Regions from separate parts of the Mus musculus genome. Here region 1 is linked to region 2. The links are chromatin loops, found by intact Hi-C in ENCODE. Cell type or tissue: left cerebral cortex. All regions are shown on one strand. Each heading gives the region's core, and the rest is flanking DNA. Links, peaks and the distances in the headings are about the cores only.

Region 1 (16,449 bases), core at 3,473-11,472, 56 kb before region 2:
ACTTACATATAATAAATAAATAAATCTTAAAAAAAAAGTCTTTAAAAAAAAAAGAAGCAGCTTACAGAAACAGAACCATATGTGAGCAATGATTTGTTAACTGCAATTGAAATGATCAGTCTTCCCGAGTTCCATCAAATTTCTTCTCTCAGGGCTGGTGAGATGGCTCAGTGGGTAAGAGCACCCGGCTGCTCTTCCGAAGGTCCAGAGTTCAAATCCCAGCAACCACATGGTGGCTCACAACCATCCGTAACGAGACCTAGCGCCCTCTTCTGGAGTGACTGAAGACAGCTACAGTGTACTTAGATATAATAAATAAATAAATCTTAAAAAAAAAAAATTTCTTCTCTCCCGTCAGCTAACAAGAACAAAGTGCAAGCCTGCACATCTTCCATATGCAAGGGGTCTATTAACCTCAGAGAATGATACTGCTGATGGCGCTGATGATAAATGGAATACAAAGCGTAACAACAGAACTATATCAAAGACGTCACCTGGTAGTACCTCTTCAGTATCAAGACCACCTTTAGTTTTACACCAATGTAATTTGGAAGGATTCCTTCCTAAAGAAGATAATCAAAACCAATGTGGTTCAGGTCATTCAGAACACACTTCAAGTGTTAATGTACTTCCTAATGAGAGCCATTGCCACCCAGATCAAAGTCCCAAGAGTTCTCTGAGTGAGATGAAACAACTCCATTTCCCAACCTCAGAAGGGAAACAGTATTACTTGGTAATATGACTAAGAAGAAGAAGAAGTGTGTGTCTTCAACTTCTACTGTATGCGACAGATTTAGATCACCAACCAAGTCCAGGATCAAATTGGAATAATGAGATAAATGGTCAATACTAATGACACCAGTAATAACACGCAAAGAAATACAGAGTGTTTTCTTGACTTGCCTTCTGAGTCTTCCAGTGATCCTAATGCAAAGCGCATGGAGCGAGTACAAAAGAACCCTGATACCTCTCACTTCCAGAAAACTGTGTCTGAAGATGCTGACATGGCGTTAACTGCTACTGACCTAGGCAGGATTGTAACAATTTCAAAAAGCAATAACAATCAAAATAAGAAAAAGGTAGGTTGCAGGAAGGAGATTTGCAGAGATTCAAAAGGTATGAGCTCCAATAAAAATAGAGAAAGCTCCAAGAGAGAATGTAAAAATAGCTCAGAAGTAGATGCTGAGGGAAAGACTGATGAAACCAGACCAGAAGGAGGCTCTGGTGTCCTGGGTGGCAGAGTGGATTCAGAAAATCCAAACTGCATTTCCAATACTGAACAGCCACCACAGGTAAACACGCAGAAGAAAAGAGCCCCCAGAACAGCTCAGATCAGGAGAACATTCAAAATACAAAGAGGAGGCAAACATATACGACAGATGAGCAAGAGGAAAAAAACCCCTTCTCTGGACATTCAGTCAAATTCCTTCAAGATGGTAAATTTGATCTGTATCAGAACACCCTACATCATAATTTAAGTGAGCCTTCTCGACGGACATTTGTGAGTCATAAATCAGAAAAAGATAACCTATTTCCAAATCAAGATGATTAAAGACACCATTTCTGAAAACCTAGAAGTTCCAAATGAATTTCATGAAGCTGATCTTTCCATCAAAGATAATGTACGTGACCATGAGACTCAGACAATGTTGGGCTCGAAAAAGTCTGTCAATGCCCAACAGAATTAAACAAAAATAAATAAGACTAAGCAGAAAGTAAATCGAAGAACAGAAATAATTTCTACCACAAACCACATATATGAGGACAATGATAAAGGGATTCACATCCTAGAAAAGGGCAACTTTCCCTTTCAAACCCAAGCAAATAAAGAAACCACCAGGGGAAACCTAGAGGCTACAGGAGAACTTGCAACACCTCTTCTTTTCACAAGAGACAACGGAAGCTTACGTGATTATAAGACCCAGAATGTTCTGGATCTGCAGAAGCAAATTCCTGGTATGTACCCTGATCGGAATGAGTCTCAAATTAGCAAAAATCCTAGGCGGAAAGTAAATCGCAAGACAGAAGTAATTTCTGGAGTGAATCGTTTTAATAGTGTATTAGTCAGGGTTCTCTAGAGTCACAGAATGTATGTGTCGTCTCTATATAGTAAAGGGATTTGTTGACGACTTACAGTCTGCAGTCCAACTCCCAACAATGGTCAGCAGCAGCTCTGAATGGAAGTCCAAGGATCTAGCAGTTGCTCAGTCCCACAAGGCAAGCAGGTGAAGGAGAGAGAGTGAGTAAATCTTCCTTCTTCCAATGTCCTTATGTAGGTCTCCAGCAGAAGGTGTATTAAAGGATATTAAAGGTGTATACCACCCCGCCTTTAATCCCAAATAAATTTGAACTCAGAGGTCTTCCTATCTTAATCTTCTGGAATTCATATCCACAGTGCCTCAAGATCCAGGTCAGAAACTTGTATCTCCCAGCCTCCAGATTAGGATCACAGGTGAGCCTTCCAATTCTGGATTGTAGTTCATTCCAGATATAGTCAAGTTGACAACCAGGAATAGCAACTTCAAGTAGTGACAAAGGTGTTTATTGTTCAGAAAAGGATGAGTCTTTCTTGCTACAAAAGGATGAAGACATTCCTGAAACCTTAAAAGACTTAAGTGAGTTTGATACACCTGCTTTTTGTAACAAAGATGGTACAAAGTCATGTGATTATAAGTCTGAAATACTCTTGGGGTTCAAAGACATGACCTTAATATGCAACCTGTTTGTGAAGATGATTCAAAAGTAGATAAGAAGCTTAGACAAAAGGGAAAGGGAAAGACAGAAATAATTTCTAAAATCACCCAAATACATGAACATGATGCAGGAAGTGCACATGACCCATTCAATAAGCAGCTCTGTCAGAAGGTTAATATATCAGAAATCACTTCTCAAATGAGCCAAATACATGAGACTATTAATGAAGATGGGAATGGCTTTAAAAGCTCTCTCAAAGATTGCCAAGAAGTTTAAGTTGTGACTTTGGGGAAATCAACAGTAATAAAAGGAAAAATTGTGATTCAATTCAAGATCCTTGCACACTAGTTAAAAAAACAAAACAAGGAAAACGGTATTGTGTCAAGCAGGGAACAGTTTGACAGGAGATAAGAACAGGTGTATTTTGCGGTTAACAGATTCTTCATAGGTGTCTGTCACCTCAGACTCTGGCTTAAAACACCGTCCAAATGAAGCAGATACTGGTCCCGGAGAGTGGACTAACCTGCCAAAGAAGCAGAAGCAATGCACTGTGAGGTCACCGGGAGATGCTGTCTCTGTGAGCGTGGGAAAGGCAGGAAGACACCCAGGCAAAGCAATGAGTGAAATGACCCAAGTCAAAGAAAAGAAGGCCCCCTCTAGGCTGTTCTTCTCCTGAAACTCATGGGACGGTGGAGATAACACCCAACACTGACCTCACTAAGGCTGTGACCCCCAACAGCCTGAGGAGGAGAACTATTTGGAGAATGAGAAAATTGCCAAGAGTAAGCCAGACTTTTGTACGAAGGTGTTGAAACCCTTATCTCAGACATGTTCATCTAACATAAAGAATTCTTCCTTGGGGAGGCTGGAGAGATGGCTCAGTGGTTAAGCGTACCGACTTCCAAAGGTCCTGAGTTCAAATCCCAGCAACCACATGGTGGCTCACAACCATTGGTAACAAGATCTGATGCTATCTCCTGGAGTGTCTGAAGATAGCTACAGTTTAACTTACATATAATAAATAAATAAATCTTTTTTTTTTAAGGGCTGGAGAGATGGCTCAGTGGATAAGAGCACTGACTGCTCTTTCAAAGGTCATGAGTTCAAATCCCAGCAACCACATGGTGGCTCACAACCATCTGTAAAGAGATCTGATGCCCTCTTCTGGTGTGTCTGGAAACAGCTACAGTATACTCATATAAATAAAATAAATCTTTAAAAAAAGAATTCTTCGGTAGTACTATGTCCAATTTTCTGAGGAACCGCCAGACGGATTTCCAGAGTGGTTGTACAAGCCTGCAATCCCACCAACAATGGAGGAGTGTTCCTCTTTCTCCACATCCTCGCCAGCATCTGCTGTCACCTGAATTTTTGATCTTAGACATTCTGACTGGTGTGAGGTGGAATCTCAGGGTTGTTTTGATTTGCATTTCCCTGATGATTAAGGATGTTGAACATTTTTTCAGGTGCTTCTCTGCCATTCGGTATTCCTCAGGTGAGAATTCTTTGTTCAGTTCTGAGCCCCATTTTTTAATGGGGTTGTTTGATTTTCTGAAGTCCACCTTCTTGAGTTCTTTATATATGTTGGATATTAGTCCCCTATCTGATTTAGGATAGAATGGATACAGAAAATGTGGTACATCTACACAATGGAGTACTACTCAGCTATTAAAAAGAATGAATTTATGAAATTCCTAGCCAAATGGATGGACCTGGAGGGCATCATCCTGAGTGAGGTAACACATTCACAAAGGAACTCACACAATATGTACTCACTGATAAGTGGATATTAGCCCAAAACCTAGGATACCCAAGATATAAGATACAATTTCCTAAACACATGAAACTCAAGAAAAATGAAGACTGAAGTGTGGACACTATGCCCCTCCTTAGAAGTGGGAACAAAACACCCTTGGAAGGAGTTACAGAGACAAAGTTTGGAGCTGAGATGAAAGGATGGACCATGTAGAGACTGCCTTATCCAGGGATCCACCCCATAATCAGCATCCAAACGCTGACACCATTGCATACACTAGCAAGATTTTATCGAAAGGACCCAGATGTAGCTGTCTCTTGTGAGACTACGCCGGGGCCTAGCAAACACAGAAGTGGATGCCCACAGTCAGCTAATGGATGGATCACAGGGCTCCCAATGGAGGAGCTAGAGAAAGTACCCAAGGAGCTAAAGGGATCTGCAACCCTATAGGTGGATCAACATTATGAACTAACCAGTACCCCGGAGCTCTTGACTCTAGCTGCATATGTATCAAAAGATGGCCTAGTCGGCCATCACTGGAAAGAGAGGCCCATTGGACACACAAACTTTATATGCCCCAGAACAGGGGAACGCCAGGGCCAAAAAGGGGGAGTGGGTGGGTAGGGGAGTGGGGGTGGGTGGGTATGGGGGACTTTTGGTATAGCATTGGAAATGTAAATGAGCTAAATACCTAATAAAAAATGGAAAGTAAAAAAAAAAGAATTCTTCCTTGGACAGTATGCGTAAGAATTCTCTACCTTTGAGTATTTCTTCTAGTAAAAACCTGATGCTGGAAGAAAATTCTTCCCTGGAGAGAACGTGCATCTTCCAAGCTGGTGATGACGCCATGAGAAGATAGAGGCAGGCACGCGTAATCCCCACCACAGAACACAAAAGTCGAGACCAGGTAGCAGAACGCCCCTGGTCCTGGTGGATGCCAGTTCTGCTTCAAGCAACACTGCTAACCCTGAGAATGAGTCGGAAGGGCAGTCCTCACACCTGATGAGAAGGAAAAGGCAGTGCCCGCCCCTCTCAACCTGTCAGAGCTGAGCCTTAAAGGGCAAGTGTTGCAGTGTCGCTAATGTGCTTTTGAGGAAGGTTTTGCCTGGATTAGTATTGGAACCCTCCTGAATATCACTGACTCATACGAATCTGTTCCACAGTGTGAACCTGGTAGAGATTAAGTCAAAAGGAGCCCTTTTTCTGCCTTTTTCCCCCTCCAGTTTTAAATTAATTTCGTTTCATTTAAATTCTATCTGACTACTGTCATTTTAAAAACTTTAATTGGTAGCTTTAATTTATTTTTAGTTTGTTGAATACAATTTACCAACCACCGTTTTCATAGCTATCACATACATTTATTTCTGGTGTTGCTCCCTAGAAGTCAGTGTGCTCTATATTTCCTTTGGTCCCAAAGAATAACAATTTTTTTAAAACTTTTTTATTAACTGCGGATATATAGTAGTGAAGAAAGACTGCTAGCTCTCTCCCAATTTACCCACTCCTCAGGTTCTATAATTATCAAAATTGTGCTCTATTTGATTCAGATGTTGTACTTTTAAAGTGTATCTCTGAGTGATTCCATTGCTAAATAAAGAATAAGATTTTTTTTCTGAAAAAAAAAAATTCAAACACCTAAAATTTTAGTCTCTTAAAAAAAAAAAAAAAAAAAAAGCCAGTCTCAGCTGGGCATGGTGGCACATGCCTTTCATCCCAGCACTCTCTGAGTCCAAGGCCAGCCTGATCTACAGAGCCATACAGGATCGCAACCCACAGTTTAAGAAGCTGAACTGTCATTTATACAATCAGAATATGTTGTCTGAATGACAAAAACAATCAAAGAAGTTGCCCTCAAAATGATCTTTCTCCAGTCCGGGCTGCTTGAAAAGCTAAAGGAGTGGGCTCTTGGATGGAGGTCGGCCCGCGATGATTGGCGAGATCTTCCTTGCCTATCGTTTTTGATTTTCAAGACAGGGTGTCTCTGTGTAGCCCGGGCTGTCCCGAAACTCGATCTGTAGACCAGGCTGGCCGAGAACTCAAAGAGCCACCTGCCTCTGCCTCCTGAGTGCTGGTATTATCCTGAGTACTAGCCATACCTTGTCTAAAATAATAAAAACAAGCAAACAAAAAAAAATGTTTCTAGCTTGAGTTTTGATCCCTTCTAACCTTCAAAACTGCAGCCTGAAGCTTTCTGAAAGGTAGAATTATTTATAATGCTCAATGTTATTTCTGCCTTCAAAGGCACAAGATTTTTCTTGTCACTTTTCAGCGCTTCTTGTACGAGTTATTTCCCATCAACACCCCCGCCCTGCCTCCTACCCACTCTTCAGAGTCCCCTGCCTCTCCCACATTTACTGAGCCAAGCTGTCCTCCTCCTGGGGCCTGCTCCTGCCTTCCCACCTTCCTCCTACCTATCTTTAACATCTGAGTTTTAAGACAGGCCAGGACTACACAGAGAGACCTGGTCTTGAAGAAAAAAAATTAAAAAGTCATTTAAAATCCAAAGCCTTTTAAAATCCAAAGTCTCTCAACTGTGGGCTCCTGTTAACTAAAAAGAAAAATAACTCAATACTTTTACTTCAAGAGGGAGGACCTAGGGCACTACCACAATCTGATCAAAGCAAAACCAAACTCCCAAACTGTAAATAACTTAATGTACAACTATCTGGGATTCACTCACTATCTTTTAGGCTCCTCCAAGGGGTTTGGGTCACTTCTCCCCGGCTCTGCCTTCTATAGCAAGCACAGCTTGTCTGCAGGCTCTGTTCCCCACAGCTGCTGTTCTTGATGGTCATCTCATGGTACTGGCATGGTACTGGCTGGGGATCTTCTGCTACAACTGGGCTGCACTTTCACCAGTCGCCTCTCCTGGACTCTCTTCATGGTGCCCACTCTCAACTTCTCAGCATGACCCCTTCAATCCTGGGCCCTCAACAGCCACTGAGGCTGCACCTTCACCAACGGCCTCTGTGGGAAGCCACATGTGCCATTGCAGAGTGGCACTGACTACTGCTGGCCACCACGCATAAGTTTGGACAAACAACCAATGTGTACATATGCAGTAAAGTTTTTTGCAAAGACACTGCCTGTCCCGGGCATGATAATGAGGCTTTGAGAGTATAACCAATCAGATGTGAGACATGCAAATGAGGTATGATAATGAGGCTCTGTGAGGTACAGAGAGAGAGAAGCCAATCAGATGAGGAATATGCAAATGAGGCATAGTGCATAACCAATCCGGGTGTGAGACACGCCTATCCTAGGCCTATAAAAGCAGCACCAGTTCTGGGCTCGGGGTCTTTTCGCCTCTACAATCAAACTCTCCCAATAAACGTGTGCAGAAGGATCCTGTTGCAGCGTCGTTCTTCCTGGCCAGTCGAGCCCGCGCAAGAGGCCTCTCCTAGTGCTAAGCCTCAGCTGTTCTTCAGGACTTCAAAATCAGTACCACCTGGGTGACTCAGCATCCATCAATTGTCTTAGAAAAAACAAAGCTTTTACTTCCGTGGTGCTGGTCTCTTGTTAATCACAGCTCTGGCTAACCAGAACCACAGATACTTCCCACAAACGGGCAGGCCTGTCACAGCAGTACCCCACTATCCTGGTACTATCCTGGTACTATCCTGGTTTCTGTTGTTGTGATGAAACACTAGGAACAGAAGCAAGTTGTGAGGAGGAGAGGGTTTACTTAGCTTACACAGCCACATCACTATTCATCATGGAAGGAAGTCAGGACAGGAACTCAAAGAGAGCAGGAACCTGGAAGCAGACACTGATGCAGAGGCCATGGAGGGATACTGCTTACTGGCTTGCTCAGCTCAGTTCTTATAGCACCCAGGACCACCAGCCCATGGCAGCCACACCTAGAATGGGCTGGGCCCCCCTACATCAATCACTAAGAAAATGCCCTACAGGCTTGCCTACAGCCCAATCTTCCTGAGGAATTTTCTCAGGTGAGACTTCTTCCTCTCCAGTGACTCCAGCTGATGTCAAGTTGCTGTAAAATGCTCACACATAAACTGCTACATTATTCCACCACAATACCCCAATGTGCCACCATTACATCCCATTATTCCAATGCTCCCTTATGCCACCACGATGCACTACTGCGAAATTTTGTTTTTGTGTGGTGTGCTGGCTAGTTTTATGTCAACTGGCACAAACTAGAGTCATCAGAGAGGCAGGGGGGCTCAGTTAAGAAAACTGCCTCTGCAGGCTAGAGAGATGGCTCAGTGGATAGGAGCACTGACTGCTCTTCTGAAGATCATGAGTTCAAATCCCAGCAACCACATGGTGGCTTACAACCATCTGTAATGAGATCTGATGCCCTCTTCTGCTGCGTCTGCTGCGTCTGAAGACAACTACAGTGTACTTACATATAATAAATAAATCTAAAAAATGAGAGAGAGAGAGAGAGAGAGAGAGAGAGAAACTGCCTCTGCATCAGTGCCTGCCTCCAGGTTCCTGCCCTGTTTGAGTTCCTGTCCTCACTTCCTTTGATGATGAACTGGATCTGGAAGTATAAGCCACATAAAGTCTTTCCTCCCTGAGTTGCTTTGGTCTTGGTGTTTCATTACAGCAATAGTGACCAACACTGTGACAGTACAGTCAATGAGCTATGGCAATGTACTATTTTGCCACCACAATGTTGTTTATGATGTCACTGTCATGGCTTTTGACATCACTTACCTTCAGTGTCCTTCACAATGTCCTGTCATGCCACCTTTGGGCCACCACACCGCTCCATTATGCCACAATGCTGAATTGTGACATCATAATGCTAAATCATTCCATACCAATGCTCCTTTGTGCTGATCCCTAATAGTGACACAACACTGTTACATCCGTTCTTCCACCGCAATACTGAATTTTGACATTCAAATCCTACATTATGTCTTCACAAGCCTGCATTTGACACCTGTGCTGAAGTCAGCTGTCACGTGACTTCTAACCATGCTGCATTTTGCTATCACAATGGTGACTGGTGATGTCCAAGTGTTTCACTGCGACATCACTATAATCTGTAGCGCCATCACAGTGCTATGTTGGTGTAGTCTCCCCTCCCCTAGCCTGAAACCTGCTTGCTCAGGGGTGGAGCTTCCTGCTCATTCGTTCTGCCACGCCCACTGCTGGAACCTGCGGAGCCACACACGTGCACCTTTCTACTGGACCAGAGATTATTCGGCGGGAATCGGGTCCCCTCCCCCTTCCTTCATAACTAGTGTCGCAACAATAAAATTTGAGCCTTGATCAGAGTAACTGTCTTGGCTACATTCTTTTCCCTCGCCACCTAGCCCCTCTTCTCTTCCAGGTTTCCAAAATGCCTTTCCAGGCTAGAACCCAGGTTGTGGTCTGCTGGCCGGACACAACAATTGGCGAACCAATGTGGGACTGAGAAACGGCAAAGGATTTTTGGAAGAGACGCTGCTGGTTCGGAGCTCCATAAAATAAAGGATAAGGGAAATTCATACCGGAGAAGGTATGGGCTAAGCTGAGACAGCGTTAAACCCGAGCGCTGGTTCACTTAGGTTCAGCAGTGAGGAGCTGGGTATCAGGCGGTAGGCCGTAGCTCTCCGAAGCTACATGAGGTGTGAGAAAAGAAAGGGTTTATTAAAAGGAATAGGCGGATTGCCCCAGTTAATAAAAAATGCATCATAAGGGAGGAAAATGTCCCAAAAAGCAGAGAGAAATATCTCTCTGGGCCTTATAGCAGGAGTACTCTGTTCCCTTTTGTGTCTTGTCTAATGTCCGGTGCACCAATCTGTTCTCGTGTTCAATTCATGTATGTTCGTGTCCAGTCTGTATGAATGAATGTTCTATGTTTTGTGTTGGATAATAAAGATGGTATAAAAAACTTTATCTGCAAAGCCGAGAGCTGCCACGTGTTTCAGCCAGGAATCAGACACGTGGCGGGAGGGCCCCTGCTGGAAAAACTGTTCGTTTTAGGAAATAAGGGCGAGTGCACAGCCTCTAAGTTTTGGAGTAAAAAAGCTAATAAATGGTTCATGATTAATGTGTTTGACAATGGTAAAGTGTTTTTTATTTTATGATTGTAGCTACAAAAATTATTATTCTCTGATTGGTCTAAATGTAACTGCTTCATTTGGTTCTTTTTTATTGGTAATGTGCTCTGAGTGTTTTCACAATCAGCTCATAAGTTGTTGGTTAAGATTAATAATTGTTACATTGCTACAGATGGTTAGTGTTAAATTTGATAACTCAAGTTTAGAGTCCTTCCGACACATGGCATAAGGCAGCCCAAGAGGCTGGGTCTCTAAAGATATTTCTAGTTTAGGTAATAATTAATGTGGTTCGTATCCTAAATAGTAAAATTTAAAATAAGATTTAAAGCAATGTCTCTTTATTAAAGCATTAAAGCTTGCTTTAATAGGTATTCATAGGTATTAATTGACATCCAAACTTTGTAATATGATAGTAATGCTTCTAATATTGATTTTAAAGATAATAAATTGTTTTAAACTTGGGTTTTGCTTTCCCAAGGTTACAGGTATTATCCTAACCTTGCACAAAAAACTTAAAAATTATGGTTAAAACTGCTATTGTTCCATTGACTGCAGCTTGCAGTTTGATTTCAAATTTAAGATCTTTAATTCACCTGTATACTGTAATTAAGATAATTACAAGAGTAATCATCTTATGAGAGCGCTCATACAGCTCACTTCATACAAAACTGTGACAGAGTTATCTAGTTATGTTTGTCTTTGTAAATAGATTAGACAAACAGTTTGGTTATAGTTGCTGCCTGGCAGGAAACTGTAGTACAGGCAATTTTTTCACAACACTAAAGTTGTGAAGAACGTTTTAACTGTAAGTCATCTTAAGAAAGAGTATCATAATTTAGAGGCGTAGACAGTTATATTGTTTCTCTAGAATCGGTCCTTATTACAGGAGGGCCAAGATGCTCAGATTAAAAAGTATTTTACGTTTGAGTCAATGCAGGGCTCTGGGCAGCCCCAGAGCGGCTTGTGACCTTTCTTTTGTTTTACAAACAGTGCCTGAGAAAGATTTTTCCCTGTGTTCAAGAGAAATTCTTTTTAACAGTGTTGCAGATCTATTCAGATGTTTAAAATAATGCTTAAATTCAAAGAGTTTTGCTTCTAGTGAACTGTAATCACTAGAAAATTCTGCCTCTAGGTATGGCTAATGTAACTTTACATTATGTAAGAAAAAATTTTTATTGTTTCTGCTTCTATACAAGAAGCCAAGAGTTTTAATCTTTCAGTGTATATTGTTTCTTAAGTGAAAAGTATTTTATTAACTAATGCTTCTTAAAGTTTACCTTAAATCCTTGCTCTCACCCAAAAGATTCAGAGACAATATCCTTTTATTACTTAGGGTTTTAGTTTACTACAAAAGTTTCTACAAAAAATAAAGCTTTTATAATTGTTATTAATTGGTAATTAAAAATTGGTTGTGCCCAAAACAATTCTTTGGCCAAAAAGAAAACATTATTGTAAAGTCATTTTTCTCATCCTCCCAGCCAATCGTTGGCCCACGTGGGCCCAACTAGCTTCTGTGGGGCAAAGTCTTAAGACACAGTTTCCCCTGTTCCAGCACAGATGATCTAGTTGTGTGCTGTAGATGTGTTTTAAAATGCTGAACAATCAAACCTTAATTTGTATATTAATAGTCAATGCCATATCTCTGAGCTCGCAATTGCTTAAATTGTTCATCCCTCAGATACTATTAATTCTCAAATTTACAATTGCTTATGCATATTTCTAGTTAATAAATAAATTATGCACATGTGACTCTTAATAACTTTGCAAGCCTTCTAGTTACAACTGCTCCTTAAGAAAATTGATTAAAAGTGCAATTAGTCACTGCCCCTTTACAGCCATGTATTTAAAATATTTTGTCAACTAGTTATTAATTCAAAAGTTTAGGTATTATAAAATTTTAAAACTTTAACTTCTTAAAAGACAAAAAAGAGAGAAATTGTATCCCCGTGCATACTATTTAGTGCATTCCCATGCACACTATTAAAGTCTTACCTTTATTTTCAAAATCTAATATTTTAATGTCAAAGAGTTTAATAAATGCTTTATAGTATCTTAAAGGGATCTACTTATTGGCTTATAGATTGATCCTAAAACAGCTACCTTATTAGAAAAGGGAAAAACAGGTTTTCTCCACAGAACGCTGCAGAAGCATATTAGTAAATTCGTGTGACGAGCTGGTAGGTAAGTTGACTCATGTCCTGATTGAATTGACTAAAAAACTAAATTAAATTCATATTTTAGATCCATCCTTACTTGTCATTTTTCCAGTTTAGACTAGCTTCTAGCCTTTTAACTTTATGGCAATAGTACATCAGAGACTGTATATTCAGACTTAGTAAAATTAGTCATTTAATAGAGTCATAATGATTTTTCTCCTTTCTTCAGTGTGACCAGCCATTCTAACTCAATCTTAGACTGGTCTAATATTCAGTCCAATGTTAGAGATTCCTATATTCTAAATTACCTAGCAAAGTTAATTCAGAGCACATCCCCCACTTCCCCTAGATCCCTAACCTCAGAAGGATTGCTGGCCTTACAGCTAGTAGTAAAAGCTATTAAAGAGCAATTGGTCACTTAATACATTGGTAAAATAGAAGGACCCCCTGACTAACAAATGGAAGGGTCCAGATCCAGTTCTAATTTGGGGTAGGGACTCAGTTTGTGTTTTTTCACGAAATGAAGATAGAGCGCAGTGGCTGCCAGATAAATTAATTTGTTAGATGAACACAGATTCTAAATCTTCTAAAGTATCACCTTGAGGACTAAAATTCCTCTTTTGCTTAAAAGTCGGCTTGAGGACTCAGGCTCCGAAAAAAGCTACTCTCTGAGCCAGCTCCTGACAGGAGGCCGGAGACTAGCCTCAGCTTTACAATTTGCATTTAAATAAAGTACCTAGAGTTCCCCAAAAGAAGTTCTGCTTTCCTACTTTCTCACTGTCCGAGATTTTGTCTTTCAAGCAGGTAAATCAACATTCTCGAGGCGGACCAGCGGATGTGCATCCCCGCGCCCCTAGAGCACACAGGTGGCTGCTGTTATCTCCTTTCCAAGGACATTTCCAGCATGTGGCTTTCAGTCTGAGTTAAAAATTAGGTTTACCAAGAGGGCTAGAAAAGTAGATATTTCTATATTAATAAAGATTGGTTTTTATTTTGATAGACAGGCTTAGTCCCTTAGCTGACCTCTGGCTTTTCACCCTTGCTGTTACTGCAAGGTGTCCTTAGGCTGTGGAAAAAACAGGGATGAGGAGAAACGACTTCCAGCTCCTATTTTAGCCACAAATCGTGGTGTTACTAACGACATAATTCTTGCTTAGGCTTTGCTAATTCTGAGGTTGATAATTCTCCTTTAGGAGCTGCACAGCACTCAGAACTGTGCATACTGGTTTGTGATTGTACAAATTCAGTATGGGCATCGCTTGGTGCAGAGGTACTGCAAGGGGAGGTCCGGCTTGACCATTTCTGAGTTTCCTGTGAGATAAACCCGGTTTAAAAGAGGTTGGTATCATATTTTGGTTAAAAATCAAAAATATTTTCCGGCTCTGCCTCGCCTCCCCAAAAGATACCCAGAGCCACATGTGTGGGTCTTATCAATACCCACGGGAGGAATCGGGTCCATGTCCACCCAAGCCAAGGTTAAAAGCCCACTCATCTACGGATGAGAAAATCATTTGATCACCTCAGTTAAGCGTTGCCTTATTTAACTTAATCAATAGGGGGGAGAGAGATTGGAGACGTACTATTGAAAGGGCAAGCCCTTCACTGCCTCCCACCCAAATAAAAAAGCCAATTGGCCTTGTACTACAAGAGCCGGTCGAACTCCTTCTCCCTGTTTCCCACCTATCATCCAAAAAAGCGGAAAAATATCAACTTAGTGTTATTATAGTGTATTTCACATTTGTTCAGTCAAACTTAGCCAGAGTTCCAACGCCCTACTTAAAATTCAACTAGAAAGTTACCTACCAAGTACTAATTAGCATTATAAAGTCAGAGCCTACAGCTCCAGGCTTTTCAGTTAGTTGTTCACTAAGATAAGAAAGGACAGTCTTAGCCTTATACAGTTTACCATAAGAAAAGTTAAGGAATCCCATGAAAGCAAGTTTTTTCTTTAGCCCTAGATTCCAGGCAGAACTATTGAGCACAGATAATTTTCCCCCCTCAGGCCAGCGTTTTCTTTTTTTAAATTTTGTTAATAAAAGGGAGGAGATGTAGTCTCCCCTCCCCTAGCCTGAAACCTGCTTGCTCAGGGGTGGAGCTTCCTGCTCATTCGTTCTGCCACGCCCACTGTTGGAACCTGCGGAGCCACACACGTACACCTTTCTACTGGACCAGAGATTATTCGGCGGGAATCGGGTCCCCTCCCCCTTCCTTCATAACTAGTGTCGCAACAATAAAATTTGAGCCTTGATCAGAGTAACTGTCTTGGCTACATTCTTTTCTCTCGCTACCTAGCCCCTCTTCTCTTCCAGGTTTCCAAAATGCCTTTCCAGGCTAGAACCCAGGTTGTGGTCTGCTGGCCGGACACAACATGTTGGGAAGCATCAAGGTGTTTTAAAGTGTTTTTCATTGCAATTCTCATTTGTATGTGACAACATTCCGTGAAATGACAGAGTCCTTCAGTATAATGTATGCAAGACCAGGTAGCAGAATGTCCCTGGTCTTAGATTTCCAAAGCCCCATTATGACTTCACAATGCTGAATTTTGACACTGCAATAACCATTTGTGCTAATGTAGTACTGAATTGTGGCTTTGTGATGCTATATTGTGCCATCATGATGCTGAATCTTGATGACACGGTGTTGAATTGTAAATATCACAATGCTATATTTGATCACAATGTCTCATCATGCCAGGAAAATGCCCTTTGGGCCATCACACAGTTCACATGTGAGAGAACAAGAACACGACTTAGAGTCACTTCCACTCCAGCCAGAATAGCACCCCCACCCCTGTAAACGCTTGTCCAGCTTGAACATCACCCTTTCCTGTGACTAACAGTTTCATCTTCCCAAAGTCAATGCCCTTAAGCCAAACACCACTAAGTCTATTCCTGTACATTCTACCTGGCTGAACTGGACCCCCACCCTTTTGACCATCACACTCCCCAGCCATGACAAAACCCCAGCCTGAAAGAGGAGTTTGTACTCTCGAATTGATGAGAAAGACCCAGGTCTATTCCCAAGTAAACCTGACTTTACAGTCAAGCTGTCTTGCCCTTCCGTTTCTTCCTCCACCTTGTCCCATCAAAATGCTGTTTTGTGACATGGTGACATAGTATCCCACTATGACCTAATAAAGCTGCATTATAGCCGACAGTGATGGTGCACACCTTTAATCCCAGTGCTCAGGAGGTAGAGGCAGGTGGATCTCTGAGTTTGAGGCCAGTCTGGTCTACAGAGTGAATTCCAGGACAGCCAGGGCTACACAGAGAAACCCTGTCTCAAAAAACTAACCTCCACTCCCAAAAGAAAATCAATGCTGCATGGTGACATTATCATTCTGAATTGTGGCTTCACATTGCTCCTTTTCACCATGAAAACATGTTGAAATTTGACATCACCGGGTTGCTACCTTGTGACATCACAACATTCCATTGTGACATCACAACATTCCATTGTGACATCACAGCATTCCATTGTGACATCACTGGATTTTTGTTCCATAATAAAGCTATGTGGTAACACCACAACGCTCCATCACTGTTATGCAAATGCTCAACTCTAATATCAAAATTCTGAGTTATGCCACTACAAAGAATCATTGACACTACACGATTCCCCTGTGCAATCACCACATTGAACCATAACATCTCAGTGTTGCATTGCGACCTGACAGTTTTCCATTGTGAAGGCAAATTTTCCACTGTTACAGTGACCCACTGTGAAATTCTTTGACTTTTGACATCCCAATGTTCCACTAGTGGTGTGACGTCATAAGGTCACATTTTCATGTTCCTCTTTCAAGTGACAATTCTCTTTGTTA
Region 2 (16,449 bases), core at 4,888-12,887:
GTAATAAATTCATTATGGAGGGTTTCTATTATTTTCCTGAATAAGCTTTCTACCATCTGGATATTCTCAACCGAAACATTTTGCTCTGTTTAATGATGTCTCCAAGTTTTCCTCGCTCATTTTCATTCATTCATTCTCTCTCTCCTCTCTCTCTCTCTCTCTCTCTCTCTCTCTCACACACACACACACACACACACACACACACACACCGTGCATATTTCAACAAAACCTATCAGCTCACCGATTATTTCTCCTATTGATTTTAGCCTATGTGATATTTGACCTTGGCTATCAACCTGACATCCCTGGGAAGGAATTGTCCCCATCAGATTGGCCTGTGTGTGGACATGTCTGTCTGCTGGGCAGTTTCTTGATTACTAATTAATGTAGGAGGGCCCAGCCCACTTTGGGAGGTGCCATGCTGGGCAGGTGGATCTAGGTGGCAGTTCAGTGACACTTTTAGGTACCAATATTTATCCTTTAGCTTTGTTAAAGTGAGTCCCAGCGTTGGGAATGGCATGTTTCAGGAAGGCAGAGGTCGTGTGCATATGACTCATTGGTTAAACATGGAGATTTGGAAGCTATGGGTCTAAGTCAACGCGCTGGCAGTTTCCTATAGGGAAGGATCATAGCTGCTCCAAGTCAACAGTTCCTAACCTGTGGGTCCTGACCCCTTTAGGGGTCAACCAAGCCTTTCACAGGGGCTGCATATCAGATATCCTGTATATCAGATATTTACACTGTTATTCATAACAGTATCAAAACTACAGTTAGGAGGTAGCAACGAAGATAATTTGAAGGTTGGGGGGTCTCCACAACCTGAGGAACTGTATTAAAGGGTCTCAGCATTATGAAGGTTGAGAACCAGTGTCGCATAGGAAGGGACCATAGTCACTCTAAAAAGAAGCTTAAATGAAAGGAATCTGTGTCCCTCATCAGCAACTGCTAACTACAAGTTGGCTGGAGTTTTATCAGCCCTGGCTCAGATTAAAATGCTATTTCGAGAGCATTGATGACACAGTCCATATTGATTTCATCATCTTGAAACACAATCTCATATTTACCTTGCAAAACTCCCCAAGGGTAATGGCGGCCTCTGACCATTCTCTTTCCAACTTTGACCTCCTCCATACTTCCTACTACAGCAAATGGTAACAGCCCCTGAACAAGCATAAATGATACAAGTTAAACTCCTTCCAAATGATACGGCTTGCTCGGTTTCTCTTTTCTTTCTGGGATATAAAGTACAGAGGTGAAGTAGTTTAGTACATTCAACCACACAAATAATCTATCCTGTGTCAGATTTTAATACTTGGCAGAAAATAAGTACTAATTGGTTTTTTTATAAGCATTAATCCCAGGCTGACATATAATTAAAAATTACCTACTTAGTATTTCCTAAAACAAGGCATCCTGATGCATGCGATACAAAGAGAAAAAGAATTGGATTGTTAATACATATAATTTTTTTCACATTCTCTTTAAACACGAAGACAATATAGATGAGTTGTTATGAAAACTATTTTTTTATTTTCTTTTTGTGTTTTATTTTGGTTTTGGTTTTCAAAACAGTTTCTCTTTGTAGCCCTGGCTGTCCTGGAACTCGCTCTGTAAACCAGGCTAGCCCTCTCGGATGCTGTGATCAAAGATGTGCGCCACCATGCCTAGCTGAAAACTAATTCTTTTAGGATTTATTTTATTTATATGAGTATACTGTTGTTATCTTCACCAGAAGAGGACATTGGATCCCATTATAGATTATGATGAGCCACCATGTGGTTGCTGGGAATTGAGCATAGCATTGAACGATGCTTTTAACCACTGAGCCATAGTTTATAAGTTAACAGTTTATAAGTTTATAAAGTTAATAAGTTAATTAGTTTATAAGTTAATCTATTAAAAATAAAAATTAAGCTGGGCTTGATAGTGCATATCTTTAATCCCAGCACTAAGACGGCAGAGGCATATGGATCTCTGTGAGTTCAAGACCAGACTGGTTTACAGAATGAGTTTCAAGACTGCCCAGACTAATAAACGATATCGTATGTCTTCAGGAGGGCTAGGAAGATAGTTTCATTGATCAAGTGCTTCCTGCGTAAGCATAAGGTCCTGAGTCTGATAAGAAAACCAGGCATGGTGGCACATGTTTGTACTGTCAGCACTGGGGAAATGAGAACAGGAAAACGGACCTGAAGGACTTGCCAGTCAGCCACCCTAGCCTTGGTAAGATCTCAGCCAATGAGAGACCCTGTCTTAAAAACAAAAGCAGACAACTGAGAAACAACACCAGAAGTTGTGCCCTGGCTTACACATGTGCACGTGTGCATACACACACACACACACACACACACACACATACTATGGGCCTGCCCACATGAACAGGCATATGCACACAGAAGAAATTCTATGGTGCTTTTACATGTCAAGAACACATTGTATATTTCAAAAACTTGAAAGAAAATCTTTTGAAAGAAGATTCTAGGTTTGAATGTTATGCAATATATACATATAGACAAATACTACATGGTATCCCAGTCATACATAATTTTATGTTTTTTAATCAACTAAAAATAAACTCAAAATGAACTTTTAAAAATGCTTTTTATTTGCTTGTTCTTTCTTTGATCATTTATTTTTATTTTATGTTCATTGGTGGGTTTGCCTGCATGTATGTCTATTGAGGGTGTCAGATCTTGAAGTTACAGACAGTTGTGAGCTGTCATGTGGATGCTGGGAATTGAACTTGGGTCCCCTGGAAAAGTAGTCAGTAGTAGAGTCTTCACCCTTCATCAAGGAAGCTTCTCTTTGCAGTGGATTGAGAGCTTTACAGAAAACCACAACCCATAAAAATAGAGAGTTGGGGACTCCAGTCCCAACAGATGCATCTACAATATGACTCTGGGACAGAAATCCCAGTACTCAGGTAGTGAAAGTGGGAGAATCTGGGATTTCAGGTCAGCCTTATACATGCCACAGTAAATTCAAGGCCAACTGGGCTACGTGAAACCCTGACAAGAAAGGATGGAAAGGGAGGAAGGAGGGATGAAGGGAGAGGGGAGAGGGAGGAAAGGGAGAGGGAGAGAGGGAAAGTGGGAGGGACAGAGGGGAGGCAAGAGAATCTCCACAATTTTGAGGAAAAATACATTGCTTGTCAGATAGAAGAGAGAAAGCACAGGCAGTGTCCCACTTACCGAGCTGTTCACTTGAGCACTCGCTTCGTCATCGACCTGGAACTGATATATCTGGATGCCATTGCTGTTCAGCTCACTCATTATGTTGTTCTTGAACCTCTGTAGGTCGTTCTTTGAAAGCGAGTCAGCTTTGGCAATCAAGGGTATGATGTTCACCTGTTAAGGAGGAAGAGGATCAAATTTCACTATAATTCACTATCTTTCAGTCTAAACCCTGAACCTAAAAAAACAAAAACAAAAACAAACAAACAAAAAAAAAAAAAAACACCTGTATATGATTTGTTGTTGCTACTGCTGCTGTGACAGAATCTTCGATGGAATTCCGGGAAGAATGCTAGGCATGCCCACAGCTCTGCCCCCATCATGCTTGGCCACAGCGAATTTCCTGTTTCGGGGAATACTGAGGACTAAACCTCAAGTCTTGACTGTTCGAGGTCAACGTTCTACCTTTGAGCTGTATTTTGAGCCCTCGTCTTTTATCAGAACTCCGGTTTAGAAGTCTTGATCACAAGATCTTTTCTAAAAATCCCATGCCCCCGTGCCTCTGGAATTAGTATGATTTAAGTGGTCGAACAAACCTCACATTAAAATGTGGGGGGAGAGAGTTCCTCTCTCAGTGGTCATTCATGTAACTATTTCTCCATAAATGTATATTAACCAATATCTTTCATACACCTTGGCTCTACCCAATTCAGAGCTATATGTTTTTAAGTCTGTTATATGGTGCAAATGAATAGATATCAGCTTTGAGCTCAAATCACATTTGATGAAAAGACCTCACATTAAAATGTGGGGGGGGGGAGGAGTTTCTTTCTTAGTGGTCATTAATGTAACTCTTTCTCCGTAAATGTATATTAAGCTATATCTTTCATACACTTTGGCTCTACCCAGTTCAGAGCTATATGTGTTTAAGTCTATTATATGGTGCAAATGAATAGATATCAGCTTTGAGCTCAAATCACATTTGTTCAAATCCTTGGGCAAATCCTACATTTTTCTAAACATGCTAAACTGAGGTGAGGGTGGATCTAATAAATGAGTAGAAAAAATAAATGAACAGAATTTAATCTAAACTTGTAATATACCTTATAACTATTTATGTTATATAACATATATAATAGATAATATATATCATATATAATAGATATCATGGTATATAATAGTTATATATCATATAATAGTTATGTTATAGCTATTATATTATATATCATATATAATAGATAACATATCATATATTATATACCATAATATCTATTATATCTGACATGCAATATAGTTAATCCTCTATGAGAATACATGCTCACAATAAATTCAAGCAGTGGAGATTAGAATGGAAGTCAAGGTTAGAAATGAAAGTATTCTGGCATGAGTTCTGACCTTGAGGAGAATTTGAGGAAGCTATGAGCAGTTTAGCATGTGTTTCCATGCAACCATATTATAAATGGTCATTTTTAAGATTAAAAGCTTAGTGGTCTTATAGAAACAGATGAAAACTTTAAATTCAAGAGATTGAGAAAACTTGAGATAAAACACCCATCATCTAGTGTCCAACCACTGTCCTTATGAATAAGATGAACCTAGCCTTCAGTTAATTCTTCCATACAGCATGGGCCCTCTGTGCGAACTGGAGAACAGGCTGAATATGTTGGAGCAGAAGTACAGGATCATGTATGCTGTTAAGGACCCGGCTACTCCTGCAGTACATTCTGGGTAAGAGGAAAGTCACATATATCATGTGGCTGTAGATACATGCCAGGGGCCTGAGCCTAGAGCCTCTCCATGCCTCAATGACAGGATGCCCTCTGCCTCAAGAACTGAGCCACTGGTTCTGGCACCTAGAGCGAGGATCTTATCTTGTCCTTTATACCAGGAACTCATAAAAATGTTAAGAATTTTCTAAAACCCTGGAGATAAGAAGTCTGTCAAAGGAAATCCAATTTTGTATGGTAGCACCTGCAATACCTTGGAGGCTGTGGCAGGAGGATCATGAATTCTAGGATGACTTGAGCTACAAATAAGTTCCCCTGTGAACAAGGCAAGTCCACATGTCTCTTAGCATCCCTCCAGGTCTTGTCTGGGGTCTTTTTTTCTTTAGCAGGCTTCCTGTGTGTTCTGTACTCTGAATCTCCTCTGAGAGAATTTGAAGCCAGAAGCAGAAAAACTTCATGTTTCATTTGGTCAATGGTACCAGTCAAAGGGGTCATAGGATTATTTTATAGTATCATACAGTAAATTCAATTTTAAAAATATATACAAATGGCTGTCATCTGATTAGAATCCAGTCGCATGAAAAAAATTAATTTTTAGTGTTTTTTCCTGTATCTCTTTCTCTCCAAATAGGTAACATTGTCTTGTTTTGTTTTTTATTGCTGCTGTTGGTTTTTGGTTTGTTTTTTTTGTTTTTTGTTTTTGTTTTTGTTTTTGAGACAAATTCTCACTCTGCAATTCAGGCTGCCTAAAGACTACTGTAGTCCAGGCTGGCCTCAAACTCACAGCTATCCCCCTGCCTCATCCCTGTAACTGCTGAGATTACAGGAGTGCATCCTAATGCTCCAAGCAGTCATTAGTTTTACCTGGCATGATAGCTAAAGATGAATTCTATCAAATGTTAAATTTCCCTCCCCCTAAATGTTATATATTTATGTCTTAACCTTCTATCTCTCAAAAAAAATGTATCCATATTTGTAATAGAAACTTTTAGGTTACACTGTTGTAGTGGGGTCTAATCCAGAATGATTACCAACCTGAGTTGGTAATGATTCCCAAAACTGAGTTGGGAAAATCAGCATGTTAAAGCCAACCTTAGCTACATAGCAAGTTCAAGGCCAGCCTGGGCTATATAAGACCATGTCTTAAAAAAAAAAAAAAAAAAGAATGTTGTACATACAGACACCAGAGATAGGTCACATGAGGAAAAGCAAAAAGGTGTTTAAACCATCCACTCTATGGCATTTTGTTAGGAACGTCCTAGAAAATCCATTCAAATGCTTTCAAGGGCAACAGGAAAAAAATATTCAAATATATGCACACATATATATGCATATAAATGCTTCAAGATGCATTGAACCTTGAAGAGACTCAAGCAGCTCTCACACACCCTTCTGTCAATGCTCTTCATTGTTAGCAGGTCCAGGGACTTGAGGGAATGTCCTGTAGGGGTGATGAAATAAAGGCAGACATGGATGCGAGAATCGTGATAGTCAGCTAAGGAGCGCTTGATCTTCAGCTCCTCCTGGAGGTAGGCTTCAAACTGAGCATCTAGGTAGTCAACGACTGGCTGGTAGCTTTAAAAAAAAAAATTAGCGGAACATTAATAACATCAAAATCTGATGTCTTACTATGAGGTAATCAATACTATGTGCTCTGAACAGTTTGCTACTGGATAAAATTGATGCATTTCATGGCCATATAATTTCAGGTCCAGGGGTGGGAGTGGCTCCGTCGGTAGGAGACATGATAGCCAAGTCCTAATCCCTGAGGAATGTGATTTTATTTGGGGGGAAATGGAATTACAGATGTAATTTTAAAATTCAAAGCTGGTTATAACCAGTTCTGTATTACAGTTCTGTAATCCTAAGACCAGGAGGCTGGGACAGGAGGACACTGCTCTGAGCCAGACTAGCCTGGATTACTTAGTAAATTCAAAGCTAGCCTGGGCTACGTGGCAAATCCCAGGCTCAAGAGAGAAAGAAGAATCAAACAAACATAAATTTGACAAAAATGTCATGGGGACCCCTCAGTGCACATCCTCAGTCAGGTGACAGTTGTCCTTCAAGAAAGGACCTCAACCGACAAAATGCCTCCTGCACAACGCACCACCCATGTGCAAGTCTACAGGGCATTATTTGTTTATCTATCTATCTGTTTATTTGTTTGTTTGTTTATCTATTTTACTGATGATCAATATGGGAGGGTAGAGCTTGCCTCAGGTGGTGCCTAGATGGTATAAGAAAGGAGGCTGAGCAAGCCACAAAGAGCATGCCAGTAAACATTACTCTTCTATGGCTTCTGCTTCACTTCCTCACACAATGGACTATGTCCGGGGATGTGTATGCCAAATTAACGCTTTTCTGCCCAAGTTGCTTATGATCATGGTTTTTCATCACAGCAATAGAAACCGAACCAGGACAGTAGACCAGGCTGGTGGAAAGCTCACAGCAAATCCGCCTGCTTCAGGCACACCCAGCTCTGACACCTTGATTCCAAATTTTTGGACTGTGGGACGGTGACAGAATAGGATTCTGTGGTTTGAAGCATTGGTTTAGGGTGATTTATTACAGTGGATTGGTTACAGCAGCAGTGATTTAGTTACAGCAGCAACTAATAGAAGACACACTGTGGGTCTTATTTTACCACAGAACGAAGTGTGTAGGGCTAAACTGACTTCTAAAACTTCTAAACATTTTCTCTAAGTAACTATGTAAAGTAACATGCCATATGCCTTTGCTTCGTCCTTTTTCTATCTGGTCCTCATTCAAAACATGTCCTGAAATGGTAAAATAATAGTTTCCATTTAGTCTTCTCAGTAAAGGGGAAAAAATACTAATTTTTAGAGCTATCTGGCGTCAAGTCAAGTATGGTGGTACACACCTTCAATCCCAGCACATGGGAGGCAGAGGTAGGCAGATATCTGTGGGTTCAAGGTTACCCTGATTCTATATAATGAGTTCCAGGCCAGTCAGTGCTGCATAGTAAGATCCTGGTCTTAAAAAAAAAAATCTCTACTTCATTTTTAAAGGGAAAAAAACACATCATAATAAAGTCTAAATGCCTTTTTGTGCTGACTTTAAAATTTAATTTAAAAAAGTAAGAAACCACTAACCTGGCTTCCTTGTTTATCTGATCACCATACCCAACTGTCTTCACGACAGTCAATCTCAGTGGAATATTTCTTTCCAGAAGTTCATATGTCTTCACCGTCAGTCCAACCTTCGAGTAGAAATGAGAGGACTTGGTCTCTTTTAGATTTGTATTGAACAGTGTATTGATCAGGGTTGTTTTTCCAATTCCAGTTTCTCCTGTAGGGAACATAAAGTCATCATCACAGAGGCATAAGAGTAAGTGAACCTCAACCACCACCTCCAGTGGGAGTGGCATTATTTGAGAAGGATTAGGGGGTGTGGCCTTTTGGAGGAGGTGTGTCACTGGGGGCGGACCTTGAGGTTTTAAAAGTCCAATCTGGGCCTAGAGTCAACCTCTCTCCTCTCTCTCTCTCGCACACACACACTTTTCTCTCTCTTTCTCCTCTTCCCTCCCCCCTTTCTTCTTCTTCTTCTTCTTCTTCTTCTTCTTCTTCTTCTTCTTCTTCTTCTTCTTCTTCTTCTTCTTCTTCTTTCTCTCTCTCTCTCTCTCTCTCTCTCTCTCTCTCTCTCTCTCTCTCCCTCTCTCTCTCATGCCTGTGGATCAAGATGCAGAACTCTCAGGTACTTCTCCAGCACATTGTCTGCCTGCATGTTATACATACTCCCTGCCATGATGATCATGGACTAAACCTCTGAAACTATAAATCAGCCCCAATTAAATGCTTCCCTTTGTAAAAGTTGCCATGGTCATAGTGCCTCTTCACAGCAATAGAACACTGGCTAAGACACACAGAGATCTGTCTGCTCAGCCTTCTAAGTGCCAGGATTAAAGAAATTTGCACCAGGCAGTGGTGGCACATGCCTTTAATTCCAGCACTTGGGAGGCAGAGGCAGGTAAATTTCTGAGTTCGAGGCCACCCTGGTCTACAGAGTGAGTTCCATGACAGCCAGGGCTACACAGAGAAACCTTGTCTTGAAAAAGAAAAAGAAAAGAAATTTGCCACCAGGTGAAGTTCAAGTGGTCTTCAATATTTAAACAATTCAGCTAAGAGAAGACTATGTATATATATATATATATATATATATATATATATATATAGAGAGAGAGAGAGAGAGAGAGAGAGAGAGAGAGAGAGTCTTGAATTGACATCAATATTATGCTGTTTGGTATCAGTTTAAATGAGTAAGAGACAAATTTAAATGCAGTGTCTGGCACTTACCCACACAGAGAATATTAAAAGAGAATCCTTTCTGGATTGATTTGTTCACCAGCTGAGTGGGCAAACATTCAAACCCAAAATGCCCAAGAGTGGATAAGCAACGGATGTTCTCCTTTTGCTTAGGAACAGAAACAAAAAAGGTTCTCATTAGAATCAGAAATAACATCATTTGAAAAGACAAAGCTGATTATGTTTTTTTCAAAAAGATCAGGACTGGTTATCCCTTTATTGTCTGCTTGATGCAAATGTGTGAAGTGAATTTGTGCAAAGAGAACTCACAAAGATGCTGATGTTCATGTTATAAATAAATTGAATCAACTTTTGACCACACTCTAAGAGGCCATGTCTCTAAAATGGAAGGAAAGAATTGAAGAAAAGAAAATGCCATGATAAACCCCAGGGTATTATTCTAAAATAGCAATGGCTTTTCTATATTAAAAGAAAGTTTTAATAATATTTGGTGTGTATTATAGTAAGAGAACCTAAGGTAGGTATAGTGGTACACATATGTCTTTCCAGCACTCAGGAAATCAAAGCAGAAAGATCAGGAGCTACAGATCAGCCTCAGGTACCTAGTGATTTAGTAGCCTACACATGAGATCTCTAAAGTAAAGACATTTTCACCAGGGGTGGTGGTGCACATCTTTAATCTTGGAACTTGAGAGGCAGAGGCAGGCAGATCTCAGAGTTGAAGCCAAGCCTAGTCTACAGAGTGAGTTCCAGGACAGTCAGGGCTGTATAGGAAAACCCTGGTTTTAAGAAAAGGAGAGAAAAAATTGAAAAAAAAAATTACAACCTGGCATGGTGGTACATACCCTCAAACCCAGCACTCAAGGGATGCAGAGGCAGGTGGCTTTCTCAGAGTTTAAGGTCAGCCTGTTCTACCAAGTAAATTCTAGGCCAGCTAAGACTACAATTGCCTGTTAATATATGTGACACAGACAAAATCAATTGGAAGTATAAAACTAAGCAAGGAGGGGTCTGGAGAGATGTCTCAGTGGTTAGAGCACTTCTGCCTTTTCAGAGGACTGGAGTTTGGTTTCCAGCACTCACATCCTCTATCTCCAGCTACAGGGAATATGACACCTTCTAATGGCCTCTAAGGGCATGTATATGTGCGTATATATACCCACTCACACATATACACACAAACACATAAATAAAAATAAAATAAACCCTTAAAAAGCTATTCAGATGGTTTCAACTTTAAATTTTTATACACCCTTTGAGAACAACTAATTTTGCACCAAATTGCTAAAGAAGCCTTCTGCTAACACTGCCACCCAAGAGTATTAGAAGATACATCAATATTATCCCTAAATAACTGGTTAATTCTACAAGGCAGAAAAATAATTCAAAGAAATAATATATTTTAGGAATATCTAATTTATTTTACCCATGAAAATCTCTCGTAAGTTTAAAAGTTCCACAAAAACCTAATGAAGGTGTATTTATTATAGCGCTTTTTAAATGTTAATGCACATTAATTGTGTAAATCAATGGATGTCACACATATGTCCAACCTGCACTGGTCAGGTCTATTACTCTGCTCTCATTTTATGGTTGGGGGTCACCATGTAAGGAACTATGTTAATATTAATCCCTGCAGTGAGTCCCAAGGTGATATAATGGAAGTTTGTAGGGAGTGATTCCTATACTCTGATAGAGATGCTACATGTGAACACTGAAGGTCCTGTTCCCTAATTGGTTCTTGATCAATCAATAAAGATGCTAGCAGCCAATGAGCTCTGTGGAATGGGCAGGACTTCCAGTTTTCCCCACAAGGCAGGCTAGCAGAGGCAAGGGAGGAGAAAGTGGTTTCACCATGCTTCGGAAGAAGAAAGAGACATCAGCCATGTGAGATCTCTGGTGGAGTGGTTGTTAGCCACTTCCCTGACTAGACTAGGGTAGCAGGCGGGGGATTTGAAATGCAACTAAGCTGAGGGAAGATTTAGGGTGCTGAGCTAGGACTAAAGGTAACTGAATAGCTAAAGTTGAGACAGATTTAGGGTGCTGAGCTGGGAGTGAAGGTAAGGGCAAGGAAGGCTTAGCAGAGCCAAGCCATTGAGCTAAAGCATATCACAAATAACGGACCCTGTAGCTGATCCAGAGACTTCACCAGTGGGCACTGGCTTAAGATGGGACTGTGAAAGTTTGCCTGGTGTTAGCTTTTACTCTCCAGGCACTGGACTCTAAGCTGAAGTCCTATGCTTTCCATCTTCTCTCTTTCTCTCTCTCTCTCTCTCTCTCTCTCTCTCTCTCTCTCTCTCTCTCTCTCTCTCTCTCTCTCCCTCCCTCCCTCCCTTTCCTTTTCCTTTCTTTCTCCCTCCCTTTCCTTTTCCTTTCTTTCTCCCTCCCTTTCCTTTTCCTTTCTTTCTCCCTCCCTTTCCTTTTCCTTTCTTTCTCCCTCCCTTTCCTTTTCCTTTCTTTCTCCCTCCCTTTCCTTTTCCTTTCTTTCTCCCTCCCTTTCTTTCTCTCTTTCTTTCTTTCTTTCTTTCTTTCTTCCTTCCTTCCTTCCTTCCTTCCTTCCTTCCTCTTCTTTTTTTTTTTTTTTTGTTGAAAACAGGGTCACTCTACATAGCCGTGGATGTCCTGGAACTCGTTATGTAGACCAGGCTTGCCTTGAACTCAGAGATCCACCTGCCTCTGCCTCTGCCTCTGCCTCTGCCTCTGCCTCTGCCTCTGCCTCTGCCTCTGCCTCTGCCTCTGCCTCCTCTGCCTCTGCCTCCTCTGCCTCTGCCTCCTCTGCCTCTGCCTCCTCTGCCTCTGCCTCTGCCTCTGCCTCCTCTGCCTCTGCCTCCTCTGCCTCTGCCTCTGCCTTCTGAGTGCTGGGATTAAAGGCATGTACCAGAGGCCTGGCTCTGTTCAACTTTTCAATGAATGGGATTTTGTCCCATAGTGTGGTGCCTGAAGTTTGGATACTACTGCTCAAGGCTGCCTCTTGGTTACCATGGCTGCTTTCTAAGCTGATTCATGCCACAAAGGACCTTCACAGTTTTATGGATACATCAGGGCCACTGCCGTGTTGAAGCTCAAAATATGAGTCCATCTACTGGGCCATGCCACTGTTATGTAGCCATGGAGAAAAAAAATGTATCACATTATATCTCATGTGAAGAAGCTTAAAAACTAAATTACTTGAAAACAGAAAACTGTGAGACAAAATTCTATTCATTGTAAATTGAAGAAGGCTGAGAGTTGTGGTGCACACCTTTAATGCTACACTCAGGAAGCAGAGGCAGAGGCAGGTAGATCTCTGAATTCAAGGCCAGCCTGGTGCCACTTTCAGTGCCACTGCTACTAACATCAGAGTGGCCATTAAAAAGATACTGTACACTCATAGTTGTGTGCACCACACTTGTGTGAATAGCTAGAATGTCCCCACCCCTAGTGTCCCTTAGCAACAGGCTCTCTTCAAATCAATCACAGCATGAACTATCCCTAAATCTATCAATTATAGCCATAGATGCTTTAGTGAGACAGTCATGTCTACTTAGAATCAAAGCCAAGACACACAACAAATTCAAACACCAAGATACATACTGTGTCACTTTTAAATGTGGTCAAGACAGATGACCTAACACACATACAAATATGAATGCAGGTGCATAAGAAATATGGTTTTTTAAGTAACCTGGCAGTTCCAAAAGAACACAGTAACTCTCTAACAGTAGTTCCCAAAGAAAATGGTATTGAAGTAATATCTGATGAAGAATTTTTAAATGTTTTACTATAGTTGTTTAGTATGCATTTTGGTGAAGAAAAATACAGTGAAGACTTGGGTAAACAAAGTCAAAGATGAAAAGGGATACATTATAACAGACCTCATAAAAATATAAAAGGACACTAGACAGATCCAAGCTGGCAGGTTAGAGCCCTTGCACTCACCAATTTCTCCTGTGGGTTGAATCCAAACACCTAGAGGGCTGCCCAAAAGTTCAGACAAGCTTGGAGAAACTCAGGAGACCTTAGACAGTGGAACTGAGGGAGCCCCAGAACTAATGACGCCGCCACTTAGCAGAGAACAGGGTGAGAAATGAGAGAGCACCTAAATGGACCCATCACAGGAGCCATGCTGTGCTGAAACACTCCCTCTTCAGACAGTGACAATGGGATCCCCATAGGAACTGGCTCTCAAGAAGTTCTGTGTTTGTGAGCCAGGTCTATGGTAGCCTGTGCCTTTAATTCCATGACTCAGGAGGCAGAGGCAAGGGCAGGTGGAGCCAGCCTGGTCTACAGAATAAGTTCCAGGACCTGCCTCAAGAAAACAAAAAAAGAAGTGCTGAGTTCTCTAAGAAGATACAGAAGCATCCTGGGGAGCTATCTTGAGAAGACCCCTGAACTTGTCTCTGTAGGAGTCACAGCTCCCGGTTTTCTTGTCACTGGGAGAACTCAACAGTATTCTCCCAACTCAGCCTAGAAGCATAGTTTTCCCTTGGTGGAAAAATATCTGCTACAAACCCACTGAGGGCTTCTTGCAGTTCAGAAACTGATCTGTGACATGGAAAGTAAATGATTTCCTTGAAGACTGGCAGCTCAGATAGCCAGCTGGGGTATGGGGAAAGAGATGTTGCAATCATTTCATGCACCAAAGTCCCAGAATACCAGAGTTGTGAAAGGCAGATTGGTGGGTAGGGTTTCAGTAAGTTAGAAGTCTTCTGCACAGGGAAGGAAATGATTGACAAGTGGAGAAACAAGCTACAGCATGGTAGAAAATCTTCTCCAGCTAGTCATCTGACCAGATACTGATTAGCTATTATCTCCTGGACTTAGGGAGAGGAAGATCCCACACTGCTGTAACAGGGCCTCCTTCCTTTCCTGGGCTTTCCCAAATGGGGAGGAAGGATGCAGTGGGAGGGGCTGAGGACAATATGAATAGCTCGGGACAGTGAGTGGGTCTCTGCACCTCTTTATCCATGAAGTACTTTGTTATAGTGATACAAAACTAAAAACACCCCTAGAGTGACTTTAAATCTTGATTTAGTCTCCTTTGCTTTTAAATGAGAATGTTTTGCATACACGTGTGCAGGCACACACACACACACACACACACACACACATACCAACAAAGTCAAGAAACATTCTGACAATTGTTTAAACCACCATTTACATTTAAATCTAACCAATAGTAAGGTTCATGATCTGTTCCCAAAGATAGCAAGCCTCTTTAGCTGTCAGGACCTGAATCAACTTAGAGCCAGTCATTTTGAAACTACTTATTGAAGTGCATAACGCATATATCATATACAAAAGATGCACTCAACTGGATCTTCACTGCCAGGTATTGGCACCGACGTGTTAGTTGGTTTTTCCGCCATGTCAGACCGAAATGGCTAGAATAAAGAGAGAAAACTTGGTCAGTCCCACCTACAAAGGTCCGATTCTTTCATCTTAGACCCTTAGAGGATTCAACTGTGCTGTTCCCTTCACACTTCTGACTTGTTTGAAGTTGTATCTTTCATCCTAAGCAAGCATGCGTGTGCTCAACAGCATAGTCAGTATATGAAGTAAAGGCCATTTAACCAGTGATATCCAACGTGAAAAGATTAAACTCTCTCCAAATCAAGAAGTTACCGACATCATCTTCTTATGGATTGTTTTTTAGCCAGTAATGAATTTCATTGGGTCATTCCAGGCACGCATAACAGTGTACCCAGTCCTCCATTTAAATGGCTCTGAGCATGAGAAAAAGAAGTCACACACTCAGAGTGACTTCAATTTCCAGAGGGGCTTAAACCTGAAGCTGAAGTAGCAGCCAGGAGAATTGAGAAGAGGGGAAATTAGGGATGTTGCAAAAGGGAAGCAGACTTCTAGAGTCTACACAAACTCTCTAGGAACCAAACCAAAGCCAGTTTTGTTTTGTTTTTCATTTTTACGAAGCACCTTTACGCAGGTAGCATTGTGCCGGATGATCTACCTCCTGCAGTAGTTAAAAGACATCTAAGATCTTCAGACTCAGAAATATCAAGTGACTTACCTGCCCTGGGTCTCAGCTGTGAAGTGCGCAGTCTGAACGGACTCGGAGTCTGGTGTGCTCTCCCTTGCTATCTGTGGACGTGGACCAAATTAATAGTCACCGTATTTGCAACAGTTGGGAACAAGGGAGTTAAGGTACAAAGGAGAGTACTGTCCTGATTTCTCAGCAGAACAGTTTGAGAAGGCCATGCTAATCTACATTTGAGTACAGCGCAAAGATACTGAGAACATGAGACTTTTGAAAAGGGGATTTATGTGGATTTGTTTTACATATGTGAGTATCATACCTGCATGTGTGTGTGTGTGCCCACCATGTGCAAGTCTGATATCCTAGAGGTCAGAAGAGATCATTGGATGCCCTGGTGTTAGATATATGGACACTTTAAAAAGGAAGACTCACACATACTTGTGAACTGCCATGTAATTGCTGGGAAACCCAGGTCCTCTGTAAAAACAGAAAATGCTTCTCTGGTTTTTCAAGACACAGTTTTTCTGTGTACCTTTGGCTGTCCTGGAACTCACTCTGTAGACCAGGCTGCCCTCGAAATACAAGATCCACCTGCCTCTGTCTCCTAACCTAACCCAACCTAACCTAACTGTCTTAGTCAGGGTTTCTATTCCTGCACAAACATCATAACCAAGAAGCAAGTTGGGGAGGAAAGGGTTTATTCGGCTTACACTTCCATGCTGCTGTTCATCACCAAAGGATGTCAGGACTGGAACTCAAGCAGGTCAGGGAGCAGGAGCTGATGCAGAGGCCATGGAGGGATGTTCTTTACTGGCTTGCCTCACCTGGCTTGCTCAGCCTGCTTTCTTATAGAACCAAGACTACCAGCCCTGAGATGGTCCCACCCACAAGGGGCCTTTCCCCCTTGATCACTAATTGAGAAAATGCCTTACAATTGCATCTCATGGAGGCATTTCCTCAAATGAAGCTCCTTTCTCTGTGATAACTCCAGCTGTGTCAAGTTGACACAAAACTAGCCAGTACAATTGACCCCTTGTCAACTTGACACACAAACACATCACTAGTAAGCCTCAACTCTTACAATCTTATTCATCCCCATTCTAAATAACTTTAAAAGTCCCACAGTCTTTACATATTCTTAAAATTTCAATCTCTTTAAAATATCCATCTCTTTTAAAATCCAAAGTCTTTTTACAATTAAAAGTCTCTTAACTGTGGGCTCCACTAAAACAGTTTCTTCCTTCAAGAGGGAAAATATCAGGGCACAGTCACAATCAAAAGCAAAAGTCAAT

The links. A loop is a pair of places that touch in the nucleus more often than their neighbours do. Peaks named below come from ENCODE experiments on the same cell type or tissue, not always from the same donor. Only the 100,000 strongest peaks of a DNase experiment are listed, where the experiment ranks them.
Region 1: it touches region 2 in a loop (2.1-fold over the local background); 2 of 42 quality-filtered maps call a loop at or near these places.

The regions. Positions count from the first base shown.
Region 1 is chr5:129,634,768-129,651,216 of GRCm38, forward strand. It overlaps the pseudogene Gm18390. Among named protein-coding and RNA genes, the nearest start is that of Zfp11, 27 kb to the right of the region's middle. In left cerebral cortex, for the core only: no CTCF peak of the experiment used is centred there; a DNase peak (open chromatin) is centred at 6,774.
Region 2 is chr5:129,689,729-129,706,177 of GRCm38, forward strand. Septin14 (septin 14) reads right to left here and starts at 15,256. Exons shown (of 10, transcript NM_028826.2): 1 at 15,191-15,256; 2 at 14,478-14,546; 3 at 9,214-9,331; 4 at 8,014-8,209; 5 at 6,289-6,475; 6 at 3,192-3,347; 7 at 1,065-1,161. The coding sequence starts at 14,531. In left cerebral cortex, for the core only: no CTCF peak of the experiment used is centred there; a DNase peak (open chromatin) is centred at 9,258.